4 separate regions of the Mus musculus genome follow, and regions 1, 2 and 4 are each linked to region 3. Evidence: chromatin loops called from intact Hi-C (ENCODE). Cell type or tissue: left cerebral cortex. All regions are shown on one strand. Links, peaks and the distances in the headings refer to the core of each region. The heading gives the core; the rest is flanking DNA.

Region 1 (7,578 bases), core at 1,631-6,630, 210 kb before region 3:
GTCCTAATGCTGGTATAGAATTGAGGGAAAGATTTTTGCAAAGATTTGGCATCCAAATCAGTATTTTTATACTAAGGTGGTTTTTGAGAATAACGAGATAATTTTGTACTGGTTATTATAACACAGGACATAGCATCTGATGGATGGGTCTGGTGTACAGAATAAGTGGTACCTTCAGAAAAGAAAGATTCACCTAGCACAAAAATTTGTTGTGGTGAAAGTCCCAACACCCTAATAGATTTCTTCAGTGGGCAGTAAGCTTTCTATTGCTGGAAGGATCCAAGCTCTGATTGTATGTATACACTGCCAACCAGAAAAGACTGTCACAATTATATTGAAGTATTTTTTCTTCTGAGTCAGTCAGGACACTTGCAGTTTGAGAAACCATAGTCAGTATGGCCCAAGCAAGGTGAGAGACATATAAGCTCATGTATGAGATGGGAGCCTGGAGGTTTGGAGCATCAACATATGCTGAGCCTTGAACACTATAAGTGGAATTCCTTTGGTCTTCCTGTTCATATCGGACGGGGTTGGAACACACACTCAGATGCCAAGGTCAATGGTGGATGCCTTCATCTGTCACTCTCTGCATTGTATTTTGAGAGAGGGTTTCTCGCTGAGCCTGGAGCTCGTAGATTTCAGCTAGACTGGCAGACCAGCGGTCCCACCAAGGACTCTACCTCTGCCTCTGCAGTACTGGGATCACATCACACACTGCCATACCTGATTGGTTCTAGAGATCAGAATTCAAGTCCCCATGCTTGCTTGACCAAGCACTTTACTGACTGAACTGTCTCCCCTGCCTCACCCCTACCTCTTTTTTTTTTCTTTCATTTTGCTTGTGTGTTTGTTGACTTGGAATTTGTGGCTCTCCTTCCTCAGTCTCCCTGATTCTAGAACCATGGGCATGCACAACCACACCTAGTCTCTCACTCTCTATTTGTTTTTTTTTGTTTGTTTGTTTGTTTGTTTGTTTTTCCTGGACTCTGCACTAGTTTCACCCAAAGGAAGACACTCCCAATGACAGCGTCCTCAACAATCCATAAATCCTGAAAATCCAGTGGAAGAAGGGCTCCTCTTTCTCAATTGCCTCAAGAGAATCTCTGTCCTGACCCTCCCCAAATGAACCACCGTAGTAGACAGAATAGACAATAGAACCCTCTGACCTGACAGTGGACTAGAGATTGACTCCTTACTCATATCTATTTACTACTTATAGTTATTTTGTAACTCTTCTTTCCTTTGTTCTTCTAACATATCTCAACATGCTTAATATACATTGCTAGATAATTATAATGCTGTATATAATAACAAACAAATATTGAAACTGTTTTATCCCCTGCCAGATCCCATTGATAGGGGGAAAAAACTGAGATTCTGTTGTCTGTAGTAGAGAGGATTTCCAAGGTGTTTGTGGCTCTTCTTGTTTGCCCAGTTGATGAGCATGGGAGAAGGCACTGGGGGCAAGCTTGGCTGTTTAGTTCTGGTGATAGAGTAGAGGGGGTTTATGGAGGCTTATGACTGAATACGAGGATGCATTAATTCTCTGGATGGGTAACTGCTGAGCTGTAGGCATAGTACAGAGTGTCGCACACGTGCACACATTTCATTCTTAAACAACATCCTTAAAGAGCAGCTGCCCTTATTTTATAGATGCAGGGGCCAGGAGTGCATCAAGGTTAAGCCACTGCTCAAGGTTCATAGCAGTGGGGACAATCAAGCCGAACTGGAATGCCGTGCAGAGACTGAGGGACTTTTCTGTATTATGTGCCACCGTAGGAATTCCCCAAATGAGTCTCTGGGATGCCTCAGACTGTGTTTCCCTACCTACCGCAAAGCAGACCATATAGTCTGACCTATTTAACAAGGAATATCCTTAGGTAATCGGGGTATGTGGTCACTTAGTGAAAGAGTTTACCTGAAGCTTGGTCTCACTGCTAGCCTTGGAAGTAGCTGTGTCTATTGTGCATGGCTGGCTGCTTTGTTTGTTAAAGGTGTTTTAAAAGGTGGGGTATTTACCACCTGTGTCTCGCAGCTGAAACTAAATCCCAGGAGTTGATTGTGAGCAACCACTGCAAGCAGAGGGCTTAGCTATGGCTCATTGGAGCTGCATGTTGCTCTGGCCCTGGATGTAGTTAACATGGAAAAAACAAAACAAAGCAAAAAAAAAAAAAAAAAAAAAGTCCCTAGGTCTTAATTCAGGAGACTGGGGCAGAACATTTCCAGCAGATGGGCCTCAGTGTCTACATTCATTCCCCCTGGATTCCAAGCCTGCTTGCCTTCAGGAGAAAGTGCAGGTCCCGTCTTCTCACTCTGGCTTGTTTCAGCTTGGTAGTGAGATCTGTAAATATACCACAGTTAATAGGCAGGTCTGTAAGTTGTTTTTAAATTGCCACCTAAACAAAGGGATTTTCCCCACAGCAAAAGAGCATGATAGAGCAATAAAGATAACAACTACGCATGTAGGAGTCAGTCTGAGCTTTACTTGTCTCATTGCACATAAACAAATCTTGCATTTAAAAATGCACATTGATGCTTCTATGGTGAGCCCACATCACTAAGGACCACTGTTGAGCACCAAAGCCTTCCCCAATGCCTGACTCTCCTGAACACTTTCATTTTGTTGCATCCTTGTTGCACAGTCTCCACCCCCCAAGCTCCCACTCCTTTCTCTTTGAGTTTCCTTCTTCTTCTCTTATTTGTATCCCATGCCCTCTGTCAAAACCTAACACAACCCCAAGTCCTGCTTTCTCCATACCAGGAGACAAAACTCCACAGTGCAAAGATTCTAAATCCATATTGATTGTATGCTTATCTCTGCAGTGTTGTAGTTCTGGAATATCTGTCTCCTGAAAAATGTATCCAGGTTGTTGAAAAAAAAAATGTGGGTGGGATTTCCCACAACTTTTCTAATCTACTGAGATTTTTTTTTTAAATCACACTGCGAAAGAGGGACTCCGTGGTCGCTGTCCAGAGTACTGACCACAAACATTTGTTCCTGACTTCATTGAACAGGCAACTGTGGCTGATGATAATCCACTCCCAGGGTTTCCAACTACCAGAATCAGCTGATAGGAGATTTATATCTCTCTTCTGAGCTCCATGTTTCTATTGTCTGATTTCAGCCTTATTTCTAGCTGGATAGCAACTAGAATTCATCGTGTCCTAAGCTTTCTTTCATTTGTTCAGTAAATTTCTCAGTGCCCATTTATCAAAAGACCTGTCCATGAATACAAAACCACACAAGCAGGGCACTACACCCCACACATTCTTACAAGAAGATTTATAACTTAAATAGTGATTTTTAAATGATGAATGCAGTATTAAAGGGCGAAATCTTACCATGTCAGCAAAAAGGCACTTCCTGGGCCAATGCAAAGGGAAAAAAATACAAAACTATTCCTAAGGAAAGTTACATGTTAGATGGAATTCAATAGGATGAATTGTAAATGCTCCACAAGATCAGAGCCTCACTCTGACTTAACCTACCATCACTGAACAGTCACCTCATCATTTGAATCATAAATGAGTAAACGTGCCTTTAATCACTATCTTTGAGAAAAGTCACCAATGAGAATCCTGGGACAGTTGCCTGGGTTTCATGCACACAAATGCACATGCATGAACACACAGTATTAAAAACATACATTTGTAAGACTGGGTCTTGTTTTGCTACAAAGCTGAAAGCTACCATCCTTTTCTTGGCGCTCTCACTTTTTAATCCTATTTCTGAGGCTACCTGGATGATGTTGGATTGTTTATCTGATGCATTTCCAGGCTTGTTTTCACAAATTTTGCATTGTAATTCTGAAGGACAGATACAGTTCTGAATATATATGTTTGTACCGTGCATGTTTTTCAGTGATATTCTGGAAATGTTTCCCCCTTACTTAGAAATGCTCAAAACAAATGACAAGAATCTAAGATGCAAATATGTTAAGTCCAAGGACAGGCTAACATTGAGACAAGAAATATCTGTACTACCATACTTATATGCAGGTATATCTTTCTATAAGACCTCAAAGCCATTCTCCTGGGTATGTAATACTAGCTGACTGAAGACTAGATAGTGCATAAGTCTGTGTTATCTCCCAGAATCCCATTCTTGATTCATGAAAACCAGTTCTCCCTTTTCAGGCAGTAAACTGACAGGGTGTGTTGGGAGAGGAGTAACTATCTCTCTGTTCATTGCCTTCCTCCCCCAGGAAGCTCACACTGCGATTATACAATCCCCCCTGCCCCTACACACAGTTCCAGATGGCATCTCTACTGGCACAATCCTACTGGCACTTTTTCCATGTTCTGGAAATTAAACTAAAACCTTAAATCCATTTCTGATTGGCCTGACACTAATAGAGAAATACTCCTGTGCAATCCAAAGCTCTTTTTAAGGGGTTTATGTATGTTTATTGGTGTTTCGCCAACATGAAGGTCTGTGCACCAACTGTATGCATGCAGTGCCTGCAGAGGTCAAAAAGGGGCCATCAGATCCCCTGACACTGGAATTACAGATGGCTGTGAGCCACAATGTGGGTGCTGGGAATCAAACCTAGGTCCTCTGCAAAAGCAGCCAGTGTTCTTAACCATTGAGCTACCTAAAAAATAAAAATTAAAAAAAAAATAAACAAAACTCAACTCAGTACTGTGAGAAATGCTTAGTAAAATTTTAAAAAAGGAATTAATTTAGCTAATTTTTCCAGTTTTTCTTTTATTGTAGACACTTTCGTTACTTTTTTTTTTAACCATTTGTGGTGTCTCAATTAGGGTCCAATCAGAAAATAGTCCAGTGGGATACTTATTCTAAGAGACATATTGCAAAGGGTCCACTTATGTGAAGAGGGCTCACCAGGTAAGTCTGAAGTCTAGAACAGGGCAGTCAGAAAGGGTACTAAACTCTTGGGAACAGGTTCCAATAGTTCCATTCCTTCTTTGGGGTATCTCCAGTTCTGCCTTTAGAGTTCTGATTGAGTCAGATAATCTGAGATGGTCTCCTTAAAGTCAATGGACTTTAATTACAATCTATGAAACACCTCTGCAGTGTCTATGCTAGTGTTTAAATAACTGGGAATTTTCAGCCAGCCAAGTTACCACACCAAAAAGACCATTACACATAATTACTTTCCTTTCCTTGTAGCTACTGCTCTGTGAGGTAGCTTCCATTATTGTCACATCCATCTTACAAATTGGAATGGCGAGGCTCAGACAAGTTAGGTAGAGTGTGTCGGATCACAGAGCGTTTAAGTGGAATACCCCTTACTTGAATCCACACATACAATTCCACATTTTGGTGTCAAACTGTGCAGTCTGCTACCACCAAATACATACGGTATTAGACATTGTTCCTCTAAATGTCTACAAAGGCACCTCAGATCAATGTTTTATACGTTTCTTGGAAAAATTATCACAAGCTCTAGAGTCATCTATTTGGTCCTCTGGGTAACTTTTTAACACGAAGAAAGAATTTAGGACGTTAACATCTCTAATGTTAGTCTGTCTGATAGAAACTGACTGCTCTTAAATAATCAGTTTATGTTGAGAAGGTCATGTTGATGAACTATATTGAAGCAACTGCCATGTTTTCCTCTAAGGAGACTCACAGGCTGAGTTTTAGTATCATGAGGGTTTCTTTTTTCTTCCTAAATTGAATCATTTTGCAAGGAACACTATACTACTTAAAAGCCTAGAATATTTTAAAAGTGAGGAACATGAGGCTTTATAGTCTCCAAATTTCAAATGACATAAACAAGAAGTTGAATGACTTTTTAGCAGGGGAAAAAATGACAGAAGGAATTCTGACACTGAGTTTCCTTGGAGTATCATAATACCATAACAAGTGTCTGTGACAAGTGATAAGGTCTGTGGTTTTGTGCTGCCTACAGTAAGGATTTTCCTTAGTCAAGAGACTTGGCCTCTCTGGGCTTTGGGACCTAGGGCTCATATCTTGAAGCTTTTCTGGAATATAAAAATTTCCAAAACTTCAACGAGTAGGATCTATTTGAGTTTAGAGCAAAACATCTTTTCTTCTGTGAATTATTTAATATTTCCCCTCAAGTAGTAAAGGAATATGTTGATATTTATATTTTTTTATTTCATGTGTATGAGTGCTTTGCCTTGTGTGCATATACACATATGCACCAAATGAATGCCTGGTGCCCGAAGAGGCCAGAGGCCAGAGGCCAGAAAAACAGCATCAAATGCCCTGGATCTGGAGTTACACACAGCTGTGAGGCACCGCTCGAGTGCTGGGAACCAAATCTCTGTCCTCTGTGAGAGCAGCGAGCGCTGTCATAACTGCTGAGCCATCTCTAGCCACCCCCTGCTCCATACCTTTATATTTTAGTGTGCATACCTGGAGGTTCCTACCAAATTCCATTAGTATTGTGCTGAAGTTAATTCACAGACATCTAGCATTCAGGATGTGAATTCAGTAGTCCTACTGAATAGACCCGGTAAATGGCCACCATGGACAGCAACTTCCCCGTCTGGCTGCCTTTCAGCTTGGTTTCCACCTGCTGGCACAAAGGCTGACAGGGAATTAAGTTTTCATTCATTCTCTAGAGGTGGCGCAGTCATAAAATGACCTAGAGGTCTCAAATGTTTCCAGAGTGCAGAGCACTCAACTCAGGGGTTGGGGTGGGAGGGGGGGGACACAATAGTTCACATCCCTCCTAAATAGCCTGCAGTTTATTCCTAGCAGATGGTAGCTCTAGATTGCCCTATATCGAGAACCTGAAAATAATATCCACAAGAGAGCAGTACTCTGGCAAATACTATTCCTCAGTCATTTCCGTGACTGCAAAACCAAGAAGACACATTTACCTCAGCACACAGGTATCTGAGCTCCAGAATGGAAAACTGAAGGGAATGACCTACCTTCAAAGCCACTGAGAGTTTGCTAATCTCAAAAGAAGCTACCCAAAACATGCCCCCGCCTCTCCCCTCCTCTCCTCCCAACATTCAGGTGCCGTTCATTAGAGTACAGATAGCATGCAGGCTGATTCTTTCTTTACCTGTGTAAGATGTAGAAGCAGAAGCTTTGGGGCGTTGGTGTAGCTCTGCCATACAGAGTGCATCAGGGCCTGTCCCTATTTACTCCCCAGTGCTGGGGGTTTCGGGAACTTTCTTTCCTGATGCAAACGGGAATATGTCTGAATTTCATATGATTAGATGCCCCTAGTTCACACGCCTGGAATGCCCAGCTTTATGTCCCGGGGCCTGCGTGTTGGTAATAGACGAACCCTGGGAACTATGTGAATCCCACAGAAGTAGGCAGTGACATAGCAGCAGACAAGAAACAGTGTCTGGTGTTGCTGAAAGAACTGGCTACATCACCCTTTTGAGTAATGACAAGACCTAAGTCACAGGGTTGTGAGGATGAAAGGAAGGATACACAGATCTCTGGGGAATTGTAGGTGCTCACTAAACTTACCTCTTACAAGAAGCGCGTTGCATTTTTGTTTCAGTCTTTTGAGTTTTTGCACCTGACCAGGACCTTTGCTTGCCTTGGCTTTGAAGCAATAAATAAAGTGGATCGCCCTGCACACATACTGTTAGGGATTTATCATGTTAGCCATTCCC
Region 2 (7,578 bases), core at 1,303-6,302, 130 kb before region 3:
CCTCTTACTTTGTGGAAGGATGGGAGAACTCCGAGCACCATCGTTATGAGTGCGCTGAGAGGCCTCCTCAGAGGAATAGAAATTTCCAGTTTGCTCCCTGGTCTTTCCCTTCTGAGCCTCTCACCCTGACTCCCAAGAAAAGTCTTACAGAAATAACAAATTAAAGATGGGGCAAAGTCTAGCCAAAAGGAAAAAAAAAAATGGGTGTAACACCGCCAAAGGAAGTCAGGGGAAGACATGGCAGCTGAATCTGATGATTCCAGCCCTCTTGTGGCTTGTGAACACCAAGGCTCGGCCACTGCTGTCCCTCCTTACTTCCGGCCAGTTTGCAGCTAGGGTTGTCTTTGCTGTTGAAAGCATCCTCTGTCATTATACGCATTGCTCTGCAGTCTGTACGTTGTGTGACATGCTATGTTACCATACTGTGTCCAACTTCCCAGCCCTGTTGTCCCACCACACTTTGGTAGAGGATCAAGACCCATCTGGTCCCATGTTAGCTTCTTGTAACGGCACATCCACTGCAGTGAGGATGAGCTCCCCATAGCTCCTGCCCTGGTAAACACGTGATAGTTGGGGTACCCCTCTGAGATGAACCTCCTTCCTGAGATCATTCACCTGGGTATTGGGTTGGTTTTGTTTTTTGTTTTTTTTTTAAGACACCTGATGATATTTTAAATACTTTGGCCTGAAGTCATTGACTTGATCACGCCATTACAGGATTAAACAGTGCAATGTTAGCAATCCCAGCAGATGAGTGAAAACCACTCCCGCCCCACCCCACCCCACCCCGTAGCTTGTTGTGTTTCGTATTTCACAATTTTTGAAACCAAAGGCTAGCCACAAAGAGCATGGTATTTATTTCATGATGTATTTCCATTCAGGAACCCAGTGGTAATCACACTCCTCCTCAGTTGTCTCCATCACTTAGCCAAAGCACTTACACCACTGGTGGCTCCCTAGACGTTCCTCACATTATCATGCAGGGCGATGCAAGGAGGAGAAGAAATGAAAACTACTTTGATGATATTCCCCGATCAAAGCTGGAGAGGCAGATGGCTCAGGTAAGGTGTTCGAAGCCTCTGTGATGTGTTTGCCTTTTGCCTGCAGCAGTAATGCATTCAAATACTGAAGAGCAGCTCATGATGGACGCCTACCGGTCCATGCCTCAGTGGGAAGTTACCATTTTATAAAGTGTGCTGCATTCTGGGCTCTCTTGAACTAGCTTGGACCAGCCCCCTCTAGGAGATGGATACATATGTATCCCATTGAATCCACTCATTCTCAGTGGATTAGATCTATCCCACCTTACTGCACTCAAAATCTTTTTGGAAATTAATAAAACTGGCTCAGAATCAAGTCACAACAAAAATGAATATAAAAGTCTAAGTTCTAAGTGCCAATTGGGTGGATGACAGGGCAGAAGTTTGGGGGAAAAGATTAGCTACATGTGAGGTCATTTCCTCCCAACTTTACCTACAATTACCCTAGGGGGAGTAGTTACATCATCCCACATCACCACCCCACATTCTCTCCTTGAACAATTAGAAAGAACAACGCTGCCTAACACAAATATTTGTCCAGTTTTCCCTCCATGGTACAAATGTTCACTCTACTCTGCCCCCAGTCTCTTCCCAGAAACTTGAGTCAGCCTTAGCTGAACAGTGACACAGGGCGGTGTCAGATGGGCAGCTGTTTCTGCAGCTTTGTTGCTCCACACAGAGATAGTGTATCCATGGCTATGGGCAGAATCTGCTCTTTGCTTCCCCATTGTCAGCTCAGCCCGAAAGGCTGAGATTCCTCCTCCTCCTTCTGCCTCCCACACATTAGCTGAGAACTCAGAGGTGAAAATTTGACTATAATTGTTTTGCCTTAGTTGTTTTTTTTTTTTTTAAGTGAGATTATGGTTTTGAAAGCCTTTTAACTCAAGGAAGAAATATGTGAAGAGAATGTTCTAGAAACCATGACTATATTGCATACACTGTTGTTGCTGAGAGAAGGCCTGCTTTACCCTGTCTCGGTACTAAGTTGTTCTCAGTGGTGGCAGTGTTAGGACAGGTTTGTTTCTTGTTAAGTGGGATGGAATATTGGGAGAGGGAAGAAAAGGATACTTTTCCTATTCTCAGAGGTTGGCTATTTCCTTTAAATCTGTTTGATGTTCCAACTGAGGCTCCTTTAACTCAGGAGGATCCAGGCACCTCCCCACGCTGCTCTTTCATTCCCAGATCTTAGTATTTGTAGATCAGTACTTGTGGATCACCTATGTGGTTCAGTTTATCCAACGACAACATCTCAGGGACAAGGCTTTCAACCTTGAACCATATGGTCTTTATATAGTCATTCAAATTTAGTCATTTTTTGGACCCTTGTCTTCCTGAATGAGGCAGGATTGCTCTTTCATGAGCATTAACTATTACTGACTGAGTCACTTTGAGGAATCAAAAGAATTACCTGTCTCAGCTACCTATCATTTGCAAAATTTCTCCACATAGGGCAGTCTTTTCAATGAGGAATTAATTATTCTTCTGCCCATGTGAAGATACTCAAAGGAATGGGGCAAAATCGTTCTCTTAGTTTCTCCTTCTGAATCCTAAGCAGGGCCAGGGGTACATTTAATAGCTCACATCTTTTTGCCATCACTTCATCCTGAAACGCATTTCTCTTTAGGACTTGTCTTACCTTGAGAAAATTGAATGAACCTTTATCTGGCCAGGTGAGGAAAGCCCATAAGGCAGAGAGCAGAGTGAGATCAGCAGGTTGAAGGGCCATGGTAGAGAGGCTGTGAACATACTTACCTCTCGGGTCCAACTAACAGCAATCAGATGACCGATAGAGGCAGGGGCTCCATCAGCAGCCCAGAGCTTATTAGAAGCCTTCTGCAATCCTGCAGTTCAATATCACACTTTAGCTGCAGAGAAAATAGAAGACAGCACCACTGGAATCCGATCAATAAGAAAAAGAGACTCTGGGATTGCAGTTCTCTAGGTTGGATTCATTTTGGTCTTTGAATTTGTTTTGTGAGAGTGTGTTAGCAAGGACAAAGACCATAGAGCGGTGACTATATGCTGCGTAAGATGTTGCCATTCCAAAACTTTAACCCCTCAAAATATGAAGTACTTGGTGATTTTGTTGCTTGAACAGTTGATCTGACTTTAATTATAGCCAGCCACTCAGTTGGTGTTTTGTTGTTTTTCTTAATCGTCCCCATTTGGAACTGGGGTCATTTGCTGTCTGTTTACTTTTTTGACAGTCTGAAATATTTGTCCCGGATCATATTTCCCCTGTTTTCGTATATTGAGCTAATCAACTTATGTTCCCAAGAATTGGAACTAACAACTAAAATCCCTATAAGCAAGCATTATCTCAACCAGCAGCATGGTTCCAGTCCGGTTTTCCCAAGGGTTTCTCCCGAGAGGCTTACAATAATATAAGTCAATTCCTCTCTATTTCCCGTAAAACAGTGAAGTCCACCTCTGTGCTCACTTTCTTTCCTGCTAGAGAAGGGGGACACAATTGGTAGGAGGTTCCCCCAGGACAGGGTCTCATGCTTACAAACCCTCCTACACCGTCCTTTTCAGCTCTAGGGGGATTTGGAATGCCAGCCCAAGACCAAAACCCTTTTAAGTTCTAAGTGGCTGCAGTCATTCTTGGGACTTTTGCCTTCTCAGGTCCTGCCCAGAAAATTCTACTTTACTTAAGTGAAAGAAGCTGAGTCAAAGCTTGATATTGAGATCACTATAATATGCATTCTGCCTGTGAGCTTTGTCTGCTGGCGGACATTGAAAATGTAATGCCAGGGTACTATTGTACTCTTCGTTTCCAGTGTAAAACAATATGAATGATACCTGTCTTGAGCCATCACGATGGCTTCAAGGGTAAGGGCCCTCACCAACAAGCCGGACGATCCATCATCCCAGGGGCTTTCATATAGTCAGAGAAAGCCAAGCCAATCTCTCCTCTAACCTCCACATGTGTACTGTGGTACGTTGCACTCTCGAGAACGTGCACACGCGCACGTGCATGTGCAGACACACACAGACACACACACACACACAGAATGTAAGTAAATAAATAATACCTGTCTTGAAATACAGGTGCTTTGCAAATATCATGACTGCTGTTTAGCTTTATTCCAATATAAGCACTACTCTGGCATCAATATGAAAAGCAGAATTGATTCCAACACCAATAACACTTTGAAAAGTGAGTGCAATGATGCAGGCACATCTCGACAATGGTCTTCCTGCTGTGCTGAAATGTGGTTTCTCTAGCCTATGCTTCTAGACCAAGCTCATTAGCCCGGAAGTTACTAAATGGCTCTCTCCATTTCCCTACCCCTAATAAATAAACGTTGTGCTCACACTGACATAATTATACCTCCATGTGTATGGTGCCTTTAAATTTCCAGGGTATCTTAGCATCTGTTTTATCTCCTCACAGCATAAAGAAGGTGCCCTGCGCATGGCTGATGTGCACACTGCACAAAGCAGAGCAGCAGTATGTTCTAGTTTCTGTGGAGACGAGACAGTGAATGTAATGTGGGCTATACACCAGATGGAGGAAAATATTCTTACTATTTAAGGCCTAATTGCAACATGTAGAAGTTTTTCTTGACTTTGGAGGAGTCAAAGTACTCTTGAAATGAGGCAGGGAGGAGGCTGGGTTTATGGTGTTGGGAGGCATGGTCTCTGGACTCAGGAAGAGAAGAGCTGAGTCCCCCACAGGCTGAAATGCAGTGGCCATTTATAGAAGGCTTCCCTTTGCAGAAAGTCATAGGAAAAATGAAATAGTACATGTGTCTTCGTAAATAAAGATCAGCTCTAAACAGTAAGAGAGACACGGTCCTTCCACACCAATGTAGGCTTGGATGCTACCAAGGAAAACTCACAGTGTACAATGCTTTGTGTTTTGACTGCTCTTGTTGTTACAAAAATGAAACAAAGTCTGACAGTACTGCCTGGAGCATTTATTAGACACTCTGAAGGCCTTTTCCAAATGGTTTCTAATTCATTAGAAAGCTAATTCAGCTGAAAGCCTAATATTTCTTGATCTGCGAAGAATTACTTAATATCTGTAACTAGATTGATCACTCCCTCATTTGAAAGTACTTTACATGTATTAGTTTCACAGTCCTCATTCATTTGCTATTATTAAAAGGAAGGAACTAGAGGCATTCTTGTGAGGGCCCTGCTACCACCTTCCCTACTGGTCCCTACCGGGTATTGCTCTATTTCTCTTATTTAATTCTCCAAACAGTCCATCCTTGTAAATAAATAGCAGGTTACTATAACTCCTGCCTTCTTCCCCAATAGCCCCTGAGGCCCAATCCTATCAAATAGTTTGATGACCATTCAACAAGTAGCAGTGTAATAGATTGTGAATATGTAGTTGCATATGTCGATTGCATATATGTAGTTGCATATGTCGATTGCATATATGTAGTTGCATATGTCGATTGCACATATGTAGTTGCATATGTCGATTGCATATATGCAGTTGCAGATAAAGAAGGCGCACCATGAGCAGCTTAGCGGAAACTTCATGGCTCAGTTCATGCTTGCCGTCAGGAAGCCTGTTAAACAAAAAGTGGCAAGGTTTATAGCAGATAAAGTAGAAACCTTTTCCATCTTGGCACCACTGTGTCCTCCCATGTCTACAAAAAGCTTTGTGTCAGGTATGGAATTACTCTGTACCCAGAAATTCTTGGCTGGGTGATTCTCCAAATAAGGAAGCTGGGTTTTTTTTTTTCATAGTTTCTTCAGTTGGGGTTCTGAGTTGATTTCTTTCTGCCTATGCAACTTGGACCAAGTCATTTTGTATTTCTGAACTTTAATTTACTTGGCTTTAAGATGTGAACAATGCCTGCTATTCGGGTTTGTGTGTGTCAGATAATGTGTGCAGAAGTATTAAGGCTGGATAGGTGGACACATGATGGATGGATGGATGATGGATGGATAGATGGATGGATGGATGGGTAGGTAAGTAGGTAGGTAGATGATAGATAAATAGATAATATATGTTAGATACATACATACATATATAGAAATATGCATACATACATACATAGTCTTAGTTACTTTTTATCGCTGTGACAAAGCAACTTATAGAAGAAAGATTATTTGGGACATACAGCCTCAGATGGTTAGCTGATGAGCATCATGGCAGGGAACATGGCAGCAGGCAGGCAGGCATGGCACTGGAGCAGTACATAAACCAGAGAAGTAAGGTGTTCCCCAGAACACTTACCCTTTTCTAAAAAGGACGAAAGCTTATAATTTATTTACCCTATCCTATTTCTCCTGAGAGAAAAAACTGTTCTTTCCTAGACGTTCTGTCCAGTGCTCAGCATTTTTTCGAAGTCTACAGTATGAGCCTTCAGAAAAATAATAGCTGTGTTGGAAGAAACAGTTTTTATTACTGTATTACATCATATACTTTCTAATGTCCGTGGGTTAGCTATTTGTTTTAGATTTTCCTCAGAGAGCTCCTAAATATAAAGGTTTTTTTTTTCCCCATCCATGGTTTCAAATTTTTCTTCCATAGTCTAGAGCAGTGGTTCTCAACCTGTGGGTCACAACCTCTTGAGGGTTGAATAAGGATTCTTTAACAGGGGTCACATATCAGATATCTTGCCCAGTAGATTATTTACGTTGGGATTCCTAACAGTCACAAAGTTACAGTTGTGAAGTAGCAACAAGAATAATTTTATGGCTAGGGGTCACCACAACATAAGGAACTGTGTTAAAGGGTTGTCGCATTAGAAAATTAGTGGACCTCCTCCCACTGAAGCACAGGCAGATAATGTGTCACCGACAAGGCTGAGAATGGACTCTCTGACATCAAGAGCTTCCTCCCTCACAGCTTGCCAAGTTGATAAGCTGGCACTTCAGCTTCCAAGACGGTTTAAGAAGCTGCCACTCTCCATGAGCTGAGAAGCCAAACCGACCACTCCTGCTGCTGAAGGGCTCACACCAAGCACAAGGAGAAAACGGTGCTTCCAGACTCGGACTTAAACCTGAAGTGCTGTGCACTTCCTTGGTTAACTTAGTCAATTCATTGCCTCTTCTCAAAATATACCCTTTTTTTTTTTTTTTTAGCTCCGACAACTTTGGGCTTAAAAATGCTCATGTGGTTAGTGTCTTTTGTATCCCCATATTGGTCTTTACATAATCAGAAAAAAAGGGGGGAGAGTTGCCTTTTGAGGTTCGCCCTTGTATTATACATCTGGAATCTTTTGTCCTCAGCAAGTTCATCAAAGAAGCAAATGGGATGCCTGGAGTTTGTCCTGACAGGCTTTAGTCAGACCTAAATCCCTCCAATTATTTTTCTGGAGAAATTAAAACCTTTTTTTTCCTTTTAAGTCAATAGAAAAGATTCTATTTTCAACGGAATAGAGAAATAGGACAATATTTGAAAACCCTGGTTCAGTGGAACTGACCTTGTGGTTTTCATAGTGCCTCGGGCTTGCTGACATTGAGCAGCTTGCTCTCAAAGACACACACCAGGCTATTTTTCTACTTGTTAAATTTTTTGGAATGTTCCTCATTATATTCAGTCCAGTTCTTGAGTCCATGGGTCAGA
Region 3 (7,578 bases), core at 1,133-6,132:
AGGAGTATATAACATGGCTATTAAAAGTTGGGCCTCCAGCAGATACATGTTCACTACCATTCACTGCAGCATCGTTGACAATAGCCAAGAAGTGGGGAAAGTCAGGGGCCTGTACAGAGGAATGTGATTTAAAAATGTGGCGACTATTCATATACACATATGGGGGGGAAGGAGAGAGGGAGGGAGAGGAGAGACAGAGACAGAGAAACAGAGAGTGAGAGACTGTCTAGTTCTGATACATTCTCTGACTCAAATAAGCCTTTAAAACACTGGGCTCAATGAAATGAGTCAAGCATAAATAAACCAGTATTATATAATACCACTTGTACAATTTCCAGAACAGGCAAATTCATGCATCATGTTATTAGTCACCAGGGAGTGGGGATAGAGAACTGAGAATTATTACTGGTAACAGAGTTTCTGTTTGAGTGATGAAAACTTTTAAAACATACAGTGGTGGCTGTGTTGTGGTGGCATATGCCTTTAATCCTGGCACTCAGGAGGCACAGACAGGTGGATCTCTAGTTTGAGGCCAGCCTGATCTACAGAATGAGCTCCAGGACAGACAGGGCTACACAGAGTCCTTATCAATTAAAGAAAGGCAAGACAAGGCAAAGATGGATGGAAGGATGGATGGATGGATGGATGGATGGATAGATGGATGGAAGGAAGGAGGGAGGGAAGATGCATGCAGTGGTAATGGCTGCACAACTTTATGAATATGATTACAATGCCAATTGTGTACATTTAAGAATTGTTTGGGCCCGGCAGTAGTAGCGCATGCCTTTAGTCCCAGCACTTGGGAGGCAGAGGCAGGCAAATTTCTGAGTTCAAAGCCAGCCTGGTCTACAGAGTGAGCTCCAGGACAGCCAGGGCTACACAGAGAAACCCTGTCTCAAAAAAGAAAGAAAGAAAGAAAGAAAAAGAAAGAAAGAGAGAGAGAGAGAGAGAGAGAGAGAGAGAGAGAGAGAGAAGAAAGAAAGAAAGAAAGAAAGAAAGAAAGAAAGAAAGAAAGAAAGAAAGAAAGAAAGAAAGAAAGAAAAAGAATTATCTAGGAACATCTTTAATTCCAGTTTCTAAGGAGGCTTCTGAAGTAAGAGACTGCAAGTTTGAGGCAAGCCTAGGCTATACTAGTGAGTTCAAGCAATTTAGCAAGATGCTATTTCAAAGTAAAAATGAAAAAGAGCTGAGGTCGTCGTAGTTCAATGATAAAGCACGTACCTATATTTGCAAGACCCTAAATCCACACCTTAGTCATCAGAAAAAGCAAGAAACAGTTTAAAATGGCAAATTTTACAGTATATATTTTTATCCTAACAAAAATCGAATTTTGAGTCTTCAAATTTTACAAATTAATTGTATGTATTCTATCTTTACAGACTTTAACACACTTAAGACAAACGGACATATTTTTCATCTTAGTTTCCTGCTAGAGGGACATAAGTCTACAAGTAACCAAAGACCAGATTCACAATTACTAGATCAGTAAGCACACACCCAGTCCCTCAATGAGCTTATATATAAATATATGATGGTACCATTGACTTCTAATACCTCTGTGCCATGCTTTTTAAAATGAGTATTAGCACAGAATGTCCATGAACCACAGGATTTGGCTCTCACAGTCCAACTTTGGACAAACCATTGTGTCTACTGAGAGCCCATCTCACCCATTAGACCTCTCACCATAGCAATCCACATCTCTTGGGGGTTTACATTTTAAATTACACATGTTGATGTGTACTCAGACCATGATGTCAGCATGAGACCTACCATTTTCTTTTTTGTCTGTTTTTATTTACTTTAGGAAAAATCTCACAGTTTCATTCAGTTCTTAAAGAGCCATCAAATTGTAAAAGAATTAAAGACACTCTGAGAGGCTCAAGAGACGGCTCAGCAGTTCAGAGCATGCACGCCCTTCAGAAGGGCAGAAGTTCATTTCCCAACACCCCGATCAGGAGGATCCCGGTCACTGTCACGCCAGCTGCAGGGCAGCCAATGCCTCTGGCTTTAGCAGGTTCCTCTGCTCACTCGAATGCACACCTCCACACACAGACACAATACATGCACATAATTCAAACCAATTTTTAAAGGTATTTTGAAAATCACCAAAATCAACCTATTTTAAAAACTTTTTTAAGTGATGAAGAAAGTATTCTCTTTTAAATAAACTTCAGGGGACGTGGGGCAGAAACATGGCCCGGCAGTGAGAAGCAACGGCTGCTCTTCTAGAGGACCTGGGTTCAATTCCAAGCACCCTCGTGACACCTCACAAGCATCTGTATGTAGAGTTCCAGGGGATCCAACGCCTTCTTCTGGCTTCCACGGCATTACATACATGGTAAAAAGACATACATGCAGCCAAAGCACCCATGCACATGAAATAAAACGTTGAAAATAATAAATTGGAGGAACACTGGACTGCTACAGTCTGCTCCTGTGGTGTCGGCTTTCCTATGCTGTTTCCTACTGCGTGTCCTGGGAGAGTAGAAACTATTTCTGACTTGCATGACTATGACCTTTTCTTACGAGGCCGCCCATATCCCCAGAGAGCAGGGCTTCTAAGAATTGTGAGCAGTTAGGAAGCCTGCGCCAAATAACAGAGCTAAGCTGGACGGGAGGGGGGGGGACAGGACAACACACACATAACAGAGGTTGAAACTTTGTGTCCGAGTGGAGTGGGTTGAGATGGCAGGACTTGGCAGGACTTACGAGGACTTTGTTTTTTGCTGCCACTATTATTTTGTCACCATCTGCAGACCAGGAACAACACTTCACGATCACCTCCACATCCTCTGGAGGGTCTTCTGAACTCAGGAAGAAGCGCTTCACATTAATGCTTTTCCTCTCGTTTGCTGATCTCACATCCCAAAGCTGTTTAAAAACAAAAAACAAAATTGCTTTACTCCCAACACACTCCTCTAGAATTCCAACTAGATTAAATGTCATACAAACATGCTCTGCCCAATGGATGGTCTTACACAAGCCTATTTTTTTATTAGTTTTTTAAATTAAGAAATCCAGCTTCCTGCAAGAACTAGACCTAGCCCCCTCCCCACCCGCCGCCGCCACATTTGCTGCAAATGTACAGCTTGGTCTTCATGTGGGTCCCCTAACCAGCAGATCAGGGCCTCAGTCTCTGTTCCCTGCCATTGGATCCCCTTCCCCTACCTGAACTGCCTAGGGTTGGGCCTCAGTGGGAGAGGATGTGCCTGGTCCTGCTGGAACTAGGTTCCCCCCCCCCCCCGCCCATGTCCCAGGTTAGGGTGGTACCCAAGAGGGGCTCCCCTTCTCTGAGGAGAATGGGAAGAAGCAATGGAGGGAGAAACTTGTAAAGTGGGAGGGGGGAGCTATGATCTGGATGTAAAGTCAATAAGAGAAAAAGAAAGGAAGGAGAAAGGAAGAAAGGGAGGGAGGGAGGAAAGAAAGAAAAAGAGAGCAAGAAATCCAGCTTCCATTTTGCAGAAACAAACAAACAAAACCCCAAAGTCACTAAAATTAGATAAAAAGTTAATTGAGCTGCATACAGTTTGACACATCTATAATGCTAGTGCTTTGCAGTTGAGGCAGGAGGATCGTGTGTTTGAAGCCAGTTTGGGCTACATGAGAGCTCATCTCAAAAGGAAAAAAGTTAACTGGGCCTTGCACAGGGTGGAAAGTGGCTAAAGATTGGTGTTGACAGTGAGAAGGAGTGTAAAAGGGACTCACAGCTGTCTGCTGCTGCCCTCTACTGGGACAAGCAGGAGATGCAAGTCACATCTACCACAAGCGCAGAAGCAAACTGTACTGGGCCCCGGTGCCTGCTGGGCATCCAGTGAGAATGAGACCCCTAAAGGAGGAACTATACTGAAAGCTATAGTGAGAGGAAGCATGGCTTCCGCTGTGCTGGGTAGGGCTATGGAGTGCCACAGAACTAACCAGCTCTGAGAAATGGACTATGAAACACTCTAAGCCCTATTCTGGAACAGCCACACAAGCAACGGCCCCTGAAAGGATGCACCTTCACTCTCAGACCTGAGCGTGAGCGGTGTGCTCTGGCTTCAAAAGGGTTACCATGTCCTGGACCAAATCCCCTCCCCCAAAAAAGGCTGCCAAACCCTAACACTTTCCCCTTGGGACAACTGTGTCTACTCTGTGTAAAATAAAACAAAAGAGACGACAGGCACTAGCATGGTTAGCCTTCTTTATCTAGTACAGAAAGAAGGCAGGCAGGCAGGATGGGTCAGGGGTAGGGAAAGCACCTCCCACCAAGCCTGGTGGCCTGCGTTCAGTCTCTAGGACCCACATGAGGGATGGCTAGAGCTGACTGGCCAACTTGTCCTCTGACCTCCAAGCATGTCAACACACACACACGTTAAATAAAGTAATTTCTAAGTTTTAAAAAGAAACAAACCAAATGGCAGAGCTTTGGTCCTAACATTCAGAATCTATGAGAAATCATACAGTTAGTAGGACAAACTTAGGTTTGGGAACTAAAAGCAGGCTGACACAATTTAATTTCACTACACCTACCAACACTGTGTGAGCTTCTGCAGCCAGCTCAGCCCCTAGAAGACAATGATAAAGTTTCACACATCAGGAGATGACACAGCCACACCACTGTATTCTGAGGAGGCCACTGCACCGTTCCCAGGGTGCCTGTGCACCCTAAGCTCTTGTGTGCTTTAACTAACAATCTTTAAAGAAAACGCTTTAAGACCATTTCTCTTTGAGGCCCAGAAAACCACATGGTTATCTACATGATACCCTACAACAAGCTTAGAGAATCCCAGAGCCTTTGGGGCATCGATAATTTTACAGCTCCTATTCTCTCAGACAGTAAAGGCTTTACAAGGCTCTGACCTTGACAAGCTGCTATCTAACATCATTTTGCTGGACCTCTGCCTGTGCAAAGAGCCAGTGACACTGGCTTAATAGCTCTGTGGGAAAGCCGTCATCAACACAGGCAGGTCTCCCTGAGTGGAGTGATGCCTGTCCCCCACTGCTAGTGACACTCACACACGAATACAGAAATCAAACACCTGTCGCTGACCAACATGACATAAACATTTCTGAGCTCAGGACTAACTGGCCACACCACTGGCTAGTAAATAGAATCGGTGTGTCCATCAGCTGAAGACCGGTAATAAAGTATACACATATTCACAATGAAATGACAATGAATGCAGAGACCCATGACTGACAACACGCTGGCAACAGTGATGTCCTAAACAAGTCACTCCTACCATTCGTCTAAGGCCTCTAAGGCCCAGGCAACACAGCAGCTGAAGGTGTGGAAAGAATGCACAGGCCAGGAGACAGGAAGAAAGATAGCAGAGCGCCATCTGCTGGGCAAGCTAGGGCAGCGATCAATCACAAACTCCCACCTGCTGTACTGAAACCTGAAAGGACCTGCAGGCTAACAAAAGGAACAGCTGAGCAGGTAAGACCTCGAGCCCGCTGGCTGGAGCTCAGTCTCTGGAACGCACCATGGTAGAAGCAGAGAACCAACTCCTGCAAGCTGTCCTCTGGCCTCCACACTCGTGCTGTGAGATGTACACACTCGTACGCAAAAATAGGCAGACAGACAGAAAGATAGGTAGTGTAACTTAAAAAAGGGAACCTGGCATCAGCCTGCCATAGATGGTTAAGAAACTCAAGGGGTGCACCCCTCACTGCTGAACTGTTTGATACTGACGGAGTCAGAAGGAGGAAACATTGCCTTGGGTTTGTAACAACTGGCAATCCACAGGCACAGTCAGTCAGTCATGCACAGAAATCTACATATACACATAACTTTAAAAATAATATAAAAATCTTTAAATTAAAAAGAAATCAGTCTGGAACATAATTTTGTCACTGTTTATCCACTTGCCATCTCCCTAACTTTATTCTGAATAACCAGACTGTGGGGCATACTTTTTTCTTCTAGCGTTTAAACCCCAAAGGCCTAGTATAGTATCTAGCATCCAGTGAATACTAAATACACAGTTTTTAAAAACTTATAGCTGAAAAGACAGATTATATACCAGTTTCACGCACAGATGAATAGAAAGTTACTAAAGGAAATACAGCTTAGCTTTCTTTATAAGTAAAAAAAACCCACACTCACCTGAATGCCCTCCCAAACCCCATGTAAAACAACAGTAAAGGGATTTTTTTTTCTCTCTAGCTACAACCCACAAGATAAAGGAAATTGTGACGGGGTAACAGGAAAGGCCAGGAAGAAGAAAGGTAGGTGGGCTCCTAAAACCTGAATCCTGAGCCTGCAGTGGGGAACCAGCTGAACGAACTCAAATCTAAGTGGCTCAGAAAGTGCAGGCTGGTTCCTTCTAGAGAGAGGGGCTAACTCAGGAGGGCTCTTTAGAGATCCACTGAGATCGTCCTGCCACTCTACGGTCCAGGTAGGCTGTAACCCTAAGAGTGGGCTGGGTTGTTTTATACTTAACCCAGTTAAGGGCAGGGTCAGTATACTGGAAATAAGGACATTAAGATAAAGCATACATTCCCTTTGCCACCTCTGCCTAGATACCACGGTATGTTCCAATGACTCTTCTCACTACAACCAGAAAGCGAGGCATTTCTCTCAGAACACTCACCCTGATCAAGACGAAAGATTACCAATGAGAGCTCATCATCAAACCGTGAAAGCTGAGCCTGCAGACGGCTCAGGGACAGACCTGACTCCTGAGCACTGCCCTCCTGCCTCCACACACACACCACGGCACCTCCACTCTCATACTCGTGCACAAAAAAAATTTTTTTTTAAATATAAAACCCTAAGAACCCTAGAAGGAAACACAATTCCCAGACACCTTCCTGAAGTCACTGCTACACAGGAGCAGGTACTGAAGACAGCTCTGGAAAAGGCATACGTAAACCAAAAAAAAAAAAAAAACGATTCATACTGGCAAGAAGAAAAAATACAGTCATGAAATTGCGGTGTAATGTTTTTTAGGAAATATAATTCTAAGAACAAGTACTGAAAAATCTGTGAATAAGTTTTAAAATACTGTTGTATTTAAAATATTAGGAAACGAAGTGAAAGAATCTTCCAGAAAGGAGAAAGGAGAAAAGGCAAGGAAAAAAAATAAAAATCCAAAAACAAATATTCCAGAAAAAAAAAAGTAGAGGAGAAATCAAACAATTGGAGAAGACTCCAAAAGTGACAGATAAAACACCAACCATGTCCCCTTTCACAGCATTGTAGATAGAGCTCCCTAGACTCTTCAACAAGACTACAGTAAAAATAAGACTGGATTCTTCAGGGAAGACAGAAGCAGGCTAACCTGCCTCCTGATGCTACCGATCTAAAAATACATGATGAATACATGTTTAAGAGGAAGATATGCTTAAAGTGAAGAATTTAAACTCTGGGTTATAAAGCATTCAAAAATAACAGTATGACAAAGGTTCTTAGCAGCTGAAAGGAAAGCCTTCCTTCTACAAACATAAAAACGCTGCTCCGGCTTAGATCTAGGAACTCCGCCAAAGGCTTATGAGCTGACAGGGTGGATCCCAGGCTGCGGCACAGGCACACGAGGTTTTAGGGCAGTGGTTCTCACCCTTCCTAATGCTGTGACCCTTTAATACAGTTCC
Region 4 (7,578 bases), core at 1,049-6,048, 66 kb before region 3:
CTCTCTCAGCATCATCTCTAAGCATAGTGGTCTCAGAGTGGTCACACAGTACTGACTCCCGAAGCAAGTGCTACAATAGGGCCAGGCAGAGGCTGTGGGACTCCTCCCATCTGTACAACAGTAAAATTGCCCTCACATTACTCATGGTAATTAGTGTATTAATATAATGAATATACTTAATGTGTAATTAAGTCCTGCTACAATATGGTTTTCTATGTTGGCCTTACAGTGTCCAGCTCTGGGGAGAACAATTCTCCTTGCATTGTGCATAGTGGGGGTGACACAACAGCAGAGGCAGGCAGAATGATCCTGCAGCAAATACACTGGATCATGTGTGCTCGGTCAGGGTGACGGTGTGGCTCCACGGTAGGAGCATCTGCCTGCTTAGGGCCCTGGGTTCCATCCCTGGAGGAAAAGAAGAGAGGAAGGAAGGAAGGGAGGGAGGGAGGGAGGGAGGGAGGGAGGGAGGGAGGGAGGGAGGGAGGGAGGGAGGGAGGAGAGAAGAGAAGAGAGGGAGGGAGGAGAGAAGAGAAGAGAGAGAGGAAGGAGGTAGAAAGCAAGAAGGAAGAGAGGGATGGAGGGAAGATTGATGGAATGCCCTCAGGTCCTCTGTGACAGCACCTGTTCCCTGCTGGGTCCTGGTACCCTGAGACAAACAGTGCAGCCCTCACTGCAGGTCTCAGTGCCCAGGAGCCACTCCCTTCCTCCCATCCAGCATTCGTGTTTAAAACATTAAGGCCACAGAAAAGACAGAAAGGTAACAACATCCAGGTCTTCCCAAATCACAAAAGAAAAGAAAAACACTCTAAGGCATTCTGTTTTTAAAATTAAAAAAAAAAAAAAAAAAAAAAAAAAAAAAAAAAGAACAGAACGATGTGCTAGTGTGCACACCTTTAATCCCAGCACTTGGGAAGCAAAGGCAGGCAGATCTCTGTGAGTTTGAGGTCAGCCTGGTCTACAGACCTAGGTCTAGAACATGGGGGGGGGGGGGCAGGATACACAGAGAAACCCTGTCTCAGAGAAGGGGGAGGGGAAAGAAGAGGGAGAGAGGGAGGAAGGGAGAGTGAGACAGAGGCAAAGACAGAGAGAAGAGAAGAGAGAAGCAAGACACCTGTCATCCCAGCTCTGGGAAGGCTGAGGCAGGATGACTGCCACAAGTTCAAAGCCAGTTGGGGGCTGAGTGGTCTGGTCTCCCTTTCTTCCTTGGGGACTTTTCTAATACCAGTCACTCATTTCAAAAGAGGACAAAACATCTAACTTCGTATCATACAGAAACTTTTAGTTTCCCAAAGTAACCCATAGTAACCATTTGAAAGCCTCAGCCACTCAGAGGAGCAGCTCTGACCTCCACGTGAAGACCCTGTAGTCTCACAAAGCTCTCACACGCAGGAAATTTGTCTGAGGCTAGTGCTGAAGGAATCTGCACCCTAAGCTCACTGCTCCTTCGTGCAGAGGCTGCCTGTTAGCTTCACAACAGACACCAGGGAAGTCAGAAGCCCCGTTGGACTTCTACAGACCCCGCCCCCATCCCCGTCCTGACCCCACCTCCCTCCCACCCTCCCCACCCCACCCCGGCCCCCCTCCTGCCCTGAGGCAAAGCTGCCAATGAATGACGTGTGCACAGTGTAGGCAGAGAGTAGTAGGCAGAGGAAAGGGCTCAGCCCTCTTTGTACAGTGATGGTCAGAGCTGCCTCCCAGTGCTCCCCCACTATCATTTGTTGGTGAGTTGTTAATTTACTCGTCTGACTCAGCTGTGGAAATAAACATGGCTTAGTGTTCACTGCAGGGAAGTGCATGGCCTGGCTGTGCAAGGGACGGGATGACAGAATCGAATGTGTGTCTGAGAGGAGCACAGAGATTGACTGTCCCACCAGCTCTCAAGATCATAGACATTGCCCGGCTTGAGTCTGAGACAAGGACACTTGATAGGACTTTGACATAAAGTCCAGTTGGTCCAGACTTGGTGAGACTCTTCCCCATGGAAGAGTCCACCTCATGTAGTCCATCCTCACTGAGTGCTGAGGGCAACAGAGTCCCTAACATTTCTCAAAGCATGCTGGGAAGGAGTGGGGGGTAATAAGAACAGGAAGACATGGTGTACTTTCAGCAGAAGCAGAGTGCTACCTGCATTTTTGAAAGAAACCATAGAGAGAGACGGTAGGGATGGTCACGGTAGGCTGTTCTTAGCCTGTATAGTAGCACTGAGAGCATCCTCGGGCTGAGACTGTGGCTCAATGTAGAGCATTTGCTAAGCACGCATGAAGCCACAGGTTCAACCCCAGGGTCATTCTGGATAGACCAGTAGGCACCCACCTCTATGATGCTTTCTGGCGTAAGGATGTTGTGGCTCCGATCCCACCTTCCAGTGGGCTAATGTCATGTTGTCCCTGTGGGAGAAGAGAAGGGGAAGCTGCGTGTGGGAGAGAAAGCTGAAGTCAAAAAATAAGTATGTGAAGAAAGGCGGGAACAACCCTGGGAGAACTGCTCTGTGCAGAGGACGTACGTCCCAGGAGAGGTTTGGTATGGTATCCTGCCCTGACAAACTCTCGTCTCTTGGTGATTTGATGATAAAATATAGAGCGTGAACCCTTGGGGAGTGCAAAAAAACCTCAAGAAATAGACGGATAATTAGCTCTATTTGAACAATGTTTGCATGCTCGCTGCTGCAACTGTGAGACGCCACACCAGCATGACTAATGCCTCTACCCCCGGCCTAAATTAGATTCTGATTGTGCTTCGTATATATTCACTGAATCACAGATGTTTGAGGTAAAAAAGACCCAAAGTTCTCAAGAACACCTCCCATGGAGCGTGTGGGATCACTGCTACAAACCCCTTCCCCCCATCCAAGTCTCATGAGCAAAGAAGCCACCCACAAGCGAGCTGCACCTGGAGGAGCACCCGGGGCTGGTGGGCTGCATGAGGGCTCTGCTTATAAGGAATTAATGGGGGAGGAGGTCTGGCAGCCTGGCTCCAAGGATGCTACCTCAGTGACTAGCGTCCAGAGTGCTTTGTTCTAACAGACTTCCCCTGAGTCACTGCCGCTGCCGGTGGGGCAGTTCAAGGTCCACGCTGCTCCTCAGCTATCCACTCACTCTGACCCTTTGTGTGCCTCTAGTAAATGTTCTTCTTGTCTTGTCTGTTTGCTCTTGCAGAATTTAGCCTATGAAATCATCCTGACGCTGGGACAGGCATTTGAGGTCGCTTACCAACTAGCCCTACAAGCAAGAAAAGGGGGCCATTCCTCCACACTCCCAGAAAGCTTTGAGAACAAGCCCTCGAAACCCATCCCAAAGCCCCGAGTTAGCATTCGGAAGTCAGTGGTAAGTACAAGACAGAGACATCTTTAAGCCTGCAACCAGAGGGAAGGGGGATTCAAAGAGGACCTGGTGCAGTGAGGGGGAGGCCTTTAGAATCCAGCCTGCCTTCCCCTGTCCTTTCCTGTGGTCTCCTGCTGGCATGTGACCATCATTCCCGCAGGCTCAAAGAATCCTTTCCCCAGAGCCCAAAGGTAACAGAGAAAACCACGTTTTTCTCTGCCACCTCTAGCAATAGCCTTTTGAGAGCTTGGATGGCTAGCTGCTGCTTCTGGTTTTGACCCAGCTCACCAGAAGGCCTAGGAAAGTGTGGAGGCAGCCTTCTCTGAGGCCTCGCCTACCACTCAATCAGGGGGCAAGCCTCTGCCCTCCAGAGAGATGTGCAGAGGCTCAAGGTGACGGTACCCTGGTACCCTCCTGGCCAAAGCTAGATACCACAGCTTGCCTTTCAGGAGACCACGGCATCCTCAGCCTCGAGATGCCTGAGCCACAGCCTGTGTGCCTTCCCTCTGGACAGCTGAAGCTCTCCACAGCCTAGTAACTGTTAGAAGGTGGTACCCCCCTCCTCCCTGTCATCTGCCTCCCTCCAGGAACTTCCTCCCTTCCCTCCCTCCCACAGGCTCCGCAGACATCCTGTCCCAACAGGCTGGTATGACTTCAAAGCGGCCGCCTCTGGTAGTAGCAACACCCCAAAGCTGGAAGGCTCCCAGCCAGCTCCCCATCTGCTCTCTGTTCCAGCATCCATCCCGCATCCTAGACTCTCTGGGATTGGCACCGGGCAGGCCCCCAGAATGCGTTGCCCCCCCTCATCCCGCAATCTTTCCATCTGCTGCCTTCTCCTCCTCCTCCTCCTCCCATCAGCTCTCAGCCTCCGTCCGTGTCATGAGAAAAATAGACATTTTTAACCTCCAAAGAGAGGTTCCTTCCTCGGGATGATGTGGCTTCTGTGGATCACACCTTTGGGGCCCCTCCCCCTCTCCTGTCTCTGCTCTTGGTCACCTCACCACCCACGGGATGATCCCTCAGCATCCGGCCTCTCCGAGTCCCTGAGAGTCCATTGTGTCCTCCTGCATCCCAGAAGGCCTCCGCTGATTGGTCATTACCAGTGGCTGCTGCACCTCTCAAATCCCATGCTACACTCCTATCCCGGACCCTCCTGCCTCAGCACCTACCCAGCCCATGCCCCCTGCTCTCTATTCCCCAGTCCTTGACACACCCCAGAACCCTAGAAATGTCTGTCCAGTTTGTTTCTAAGCATCTCCACTTTCAAGTTTAGCCACTATAAATCCTTGCTTCTCTACCCCCTTCTGTCCCCAGCCCAGCAAATGACACAACACTTCACCATGCTGCTTGTCACCAAAGTCCCCAAGTCACCTTGATTGCTGTTGTACTTGTACCTCCACATCCAGCCCATGAGCAGAGATCAATCTTTGCTCCCCTCGAACACACCTCCAGTCTGCCCACTCCTCTTCTACTTCCTCCATCACCCCCCTAATCCAAGGCCAGTGCACACCTTCCCAGTGACTCCCTTTTTTCATACAGCAAAAACCATGGCACCCTAAAAATACCCAAACCTAATCTCTGATCACACGTGGTGATGCCTAGGCCTTCCACTCCTCGAGTACACTGCTCAGTCCCACTGGAGACTCTATGTCTCCCATGATTGCTCTCTTCCACCTCCCCTGACCCCCGAATTCTGCACGGCCCCATGGTACCATTCAGGTTTTAGCTGCACGAAGCTTTTCCTAACCAGGGTAGTTGCCTGGTCACCTTGTAGGCCCTCTTCATTCCGCGTAGTGTTGACTGAGCTTTCTGTTGTCTCTCTTCCTGCACAAAAATATCTACTCCATGAAATACACTGGCATGCTGTCACCCCAGGGCCATAGCAGCACTCACTACAAACCTGCGGTCAGAGACACGAGGTGGTGAGGGTGGACTTAACGAATGTGTCTCTGAGTGCGATTATTAAGCTTCTGAGTCCAGGAATGCACAGCATGTTTGTGGGGATTGTTGCTTAGACTACTCTATTCCTTCTCGTGTGGGCTGGATGAGTCTGTTCACAGCACGCACGTCCTTCCAGCTGTACTGCGGTCCACGCAGACTCCTTCCAGAGGAGCACTAAGACTTTGATGCCGTAAGGGCTCATAGAATATTCATCTAGACACCCTCTCTGGGAAACAGGAGAGTACCCAGTCTACCTGGCTCTGGATGCAGGCCCTCACCAGGCTTCAGAATTCCCATCTCCTCAGCTCCAGTGGTTTACTCTCAGGACACACACAGTGCTCTTTCTAAAAGTCCTTCTTCCCTCGTCCTATGAAGGCACAAGGGAAACCATGGCAGAAGGCAGCCTGATAGGCACATAGGCTCAGGCCCTGCAGCCTCCAGGAGGTTAAAAAGCTGATAGAGGAAGTCTGAGCAGGCCTTCCAGAAACTCCTTGGCCCCCGTTTACAGAGCCAAGTAGATGATGGCCAAGGGATGAGCAAGCCATTGGGGAAAGAGCTTAACTGAGGCCCATCAGAGCTCAGACTTTAGCTGCTGCCCAGGGAATGACATGCTTGGCTTTATCTGAACCCAGGACAGAGTCCGCCAAGGCGCAGCCTGACAGGCCCTTGCTGGCCTCTTCCCTCCCTCTGTCTGGGGTACATCCCTCTCGGCCACTTTGCCCTCCCTCCGGAATCTGTACCTGCGTTTTGTCCACTCCAGTACCTTTCTTATCCAGGCCGAGCACTCATTGTCTGAACAGCATTTATTGACAAATATTTATTGCATGCCTGCCTTGCATTGAGCCACTAAGAGCTTTCCCAGGTTTGGAGAAAATAGCAATAAAGTTAACAAAACCCCCACCTTTGCGGGGCATCCGTTGTGGAAGAGGGAGTAGACAGGTGGTATGTGTCTGTGTCAGGAAGGGGGGAGCTAAAAGGTTGAGGTGCCATTTTGTAGAGGGTGTGGGGAATACAGCTTCTAGGATAGGAAGTGGTGTTGAAGCCAAGACCTGGACCACACTGGCTAGGAGGCAACCGGGAGAGAGCAGAGGCCTCACTGCACGGATGGGTGCCCGAGGGCCATCCCCAGGGCGGCATGGCTGGAGCTCAGAGAGGCCTCAGGCAAGTGAGCGGGGCGCTGCAATGTCCTCGGAGGACGTAGGGTTCTTTCCGGACCCCGATATTGGGGTGTTGGGAACCACCGCTGCTCCCCTGCCTCTGCGCCCCGGGGGCGGGGCCAGGTCTCACTCGCGTCACCCTTGCAGGCCCCTGCAGAGTCGCTGTGCAGTACAGGTGCGAAAGCGCGGACGCCGCCGGGGCCGCCCCGCAGCGCGGCTGGGCGAGCGGGGCCCGAGGTGGGGTTCCAGCGGCGCCCACGCGGCCGCGCCGCCGCCCAGCTGCCGGATAACGGGCATCAGCCTTTCTGTTTTAAAGCAGATCGACCCTTCTGAGCAAAAGACTCTGGCCAATCTGCCGTGGATTGTGGAGCCGGGGCAAGAAGCCAAGAGGGGCATTAATACCAAGTATGAAACCACGATTTTCTGATACCCGCCGCCCCGTCCTCGCGGTGCCTTGCTCGCCCAGCAGTCCCCGCAGCAGGCTCTCCTTCGCGCCTCCGTGTCCACCCGCCCCGGGAGGAAGACTGCTCCAGCTCGCGTGGCCTCGTCACGGGCGGAAGGGCGACGGCCATCCCTAGGGAGCCTTCTGCCAGCGAGACTTTGACGCCCCTTAGAGGCGCGAGGGGGGCTGCGCGGGGCGCCCCAACTCCGCTACCACCGCCTCCTCTGAGGTACTGCTCAACTGCCCCGTACTTGCTTTGCTTTAGTTGGGGGGAGAATACCTTTTTAAAAGTGAGAGGGTGGGGAGAGGGAGGGTCTCCAGTACTGCCTGAAAGTCTAAACAGCTTGGGTTTAAGTTTTCACGGTCAGGTCAGCCGTTTTGAAGGGAAAGTCAGACCAGTACTACCCCACCCCCAAAGTACCTGTAAAGTCATTGTATCATTGAGTACAATTCCATGCAAAAAGACAAAGCAACCCTCACCAGGAAGTTCTGTCCCCCCCCACACACTCGATTTCTATATTTGTGGATTTTATAGTAATCAACTATGTCAGATAAAGGAAACCTTTATTGAATGATTCAAAAAATTTAAAAAGTGATTTAAAACAGAGGAATTTATTATGCACAGAAAAAAATGTGTCTTGTATTAAATATTTTTATTAAAAAGAATGTTTCATTAATGCATTCATAAGAAAACTAGGTTTGTTGTGCGGGATGTTTC

Evidence for each region. A loop is a pair of places that touch in the nucleus more often than their neighbours do. Peaks named below come from ENCODE experiments on the same cell type or tissue, not always from the same donor. Only the 100,000 strongest peaks of a DNase experiment are listed, where the experiment ranks them.
Region 1: it touches region 3 in a loop (3-fold over the local background); 6 of 42 quality-filtered maps call a loop at or near these places.
Region 2: a loop joins it to region 3, with 2.5 times the contacts of the local background. A loop is called at or near these places in 5 of 42 quality-filtered maps.
Region 4: a loop joins it to region 3, with 2.1 times the contacts of the local background. A loop is called at or near these places in 3 of 42 quality-filtered maps.

What each region holds. Positions count from the first base shown.
Region 1 is chr10:90,820,660-90,828,237 of GRCm38, forward strand. All of the region lies in intron 17 of Anks1b (ankyrin repeat and sterile alpha motif domain containing 1B), which reads left to right. Among named protein-coding and RNA genes, the nearest start is that of Apaf1, 260 kb to the right of the region's middle. In left cerebral cortex, for the core only: no CTCF peak of the experiment used is centred there; a DNase peak (open chromatin) is centred at 4,220.
Region 2 is chr10:90,896,366-90,903,943 of GRCm38, forward strand. Anks1b (ankyrin repeat and sterile alpha motif domain containing 1B) reads left to right here. Exons shown (of 27, transcript NM_001359241.1): 19 at 882-1,061. Among named protein-coding and RNA genes, the nearest start is that of Apaf1, 180 kb to the right of the region's middle. In left cerebral cortex, for the core only: no CTCF peak of the experiment used is centred there; DNase peaks (open chromatin) are centred at 1,708 and 4,392; H3K27ac peaks cover 511 bases.
Region 3 is chr10:91,028,837-91,036,414 of GRCm38, forward strand. It overlaps Apaf1 (apoptotic peptidase activating factor 1), which reads right to left. Exons shown (of 27, transcript NM_009684.2): 17 at 2,713-2,874. Among named protein-coding and RNA genes, the nearest start is that of Apaf1, 50 kb to the right of the region's middle. In left cerebral cortex, for the core only: CTCF peaks have their summits at 3,729 (motif pointing left) and 5,330 (motif pointing left); DNase peaks (open chromatin) are centred at 3,114, 3,734 and 5,316.
Region 4 is chr10:90,963,070-90,970,647 of GRCm38, forward strand. Anks1b (ankyrin repeat and sterile alpha motif domain containing 1B) reads left to right here. Exons shown (of 27, transcript NM_001359241.1): 26 at 3,156-3,323; 27 at 6,735-7,578. The coding sequence ends at 6,845. Among named protein-coding and RNA genes, the nearest start is that of Apaf1, 120 kb to the right of the region's middle. In left cerebral cortex, for the core only: a CTCF peak has its summit at 3,785; DNase peaks (open chromatin) are centred at 1,769, 2,228, 2,758, 3,221 and 3 more places; H3K27ac peaks cover 4,324 bases.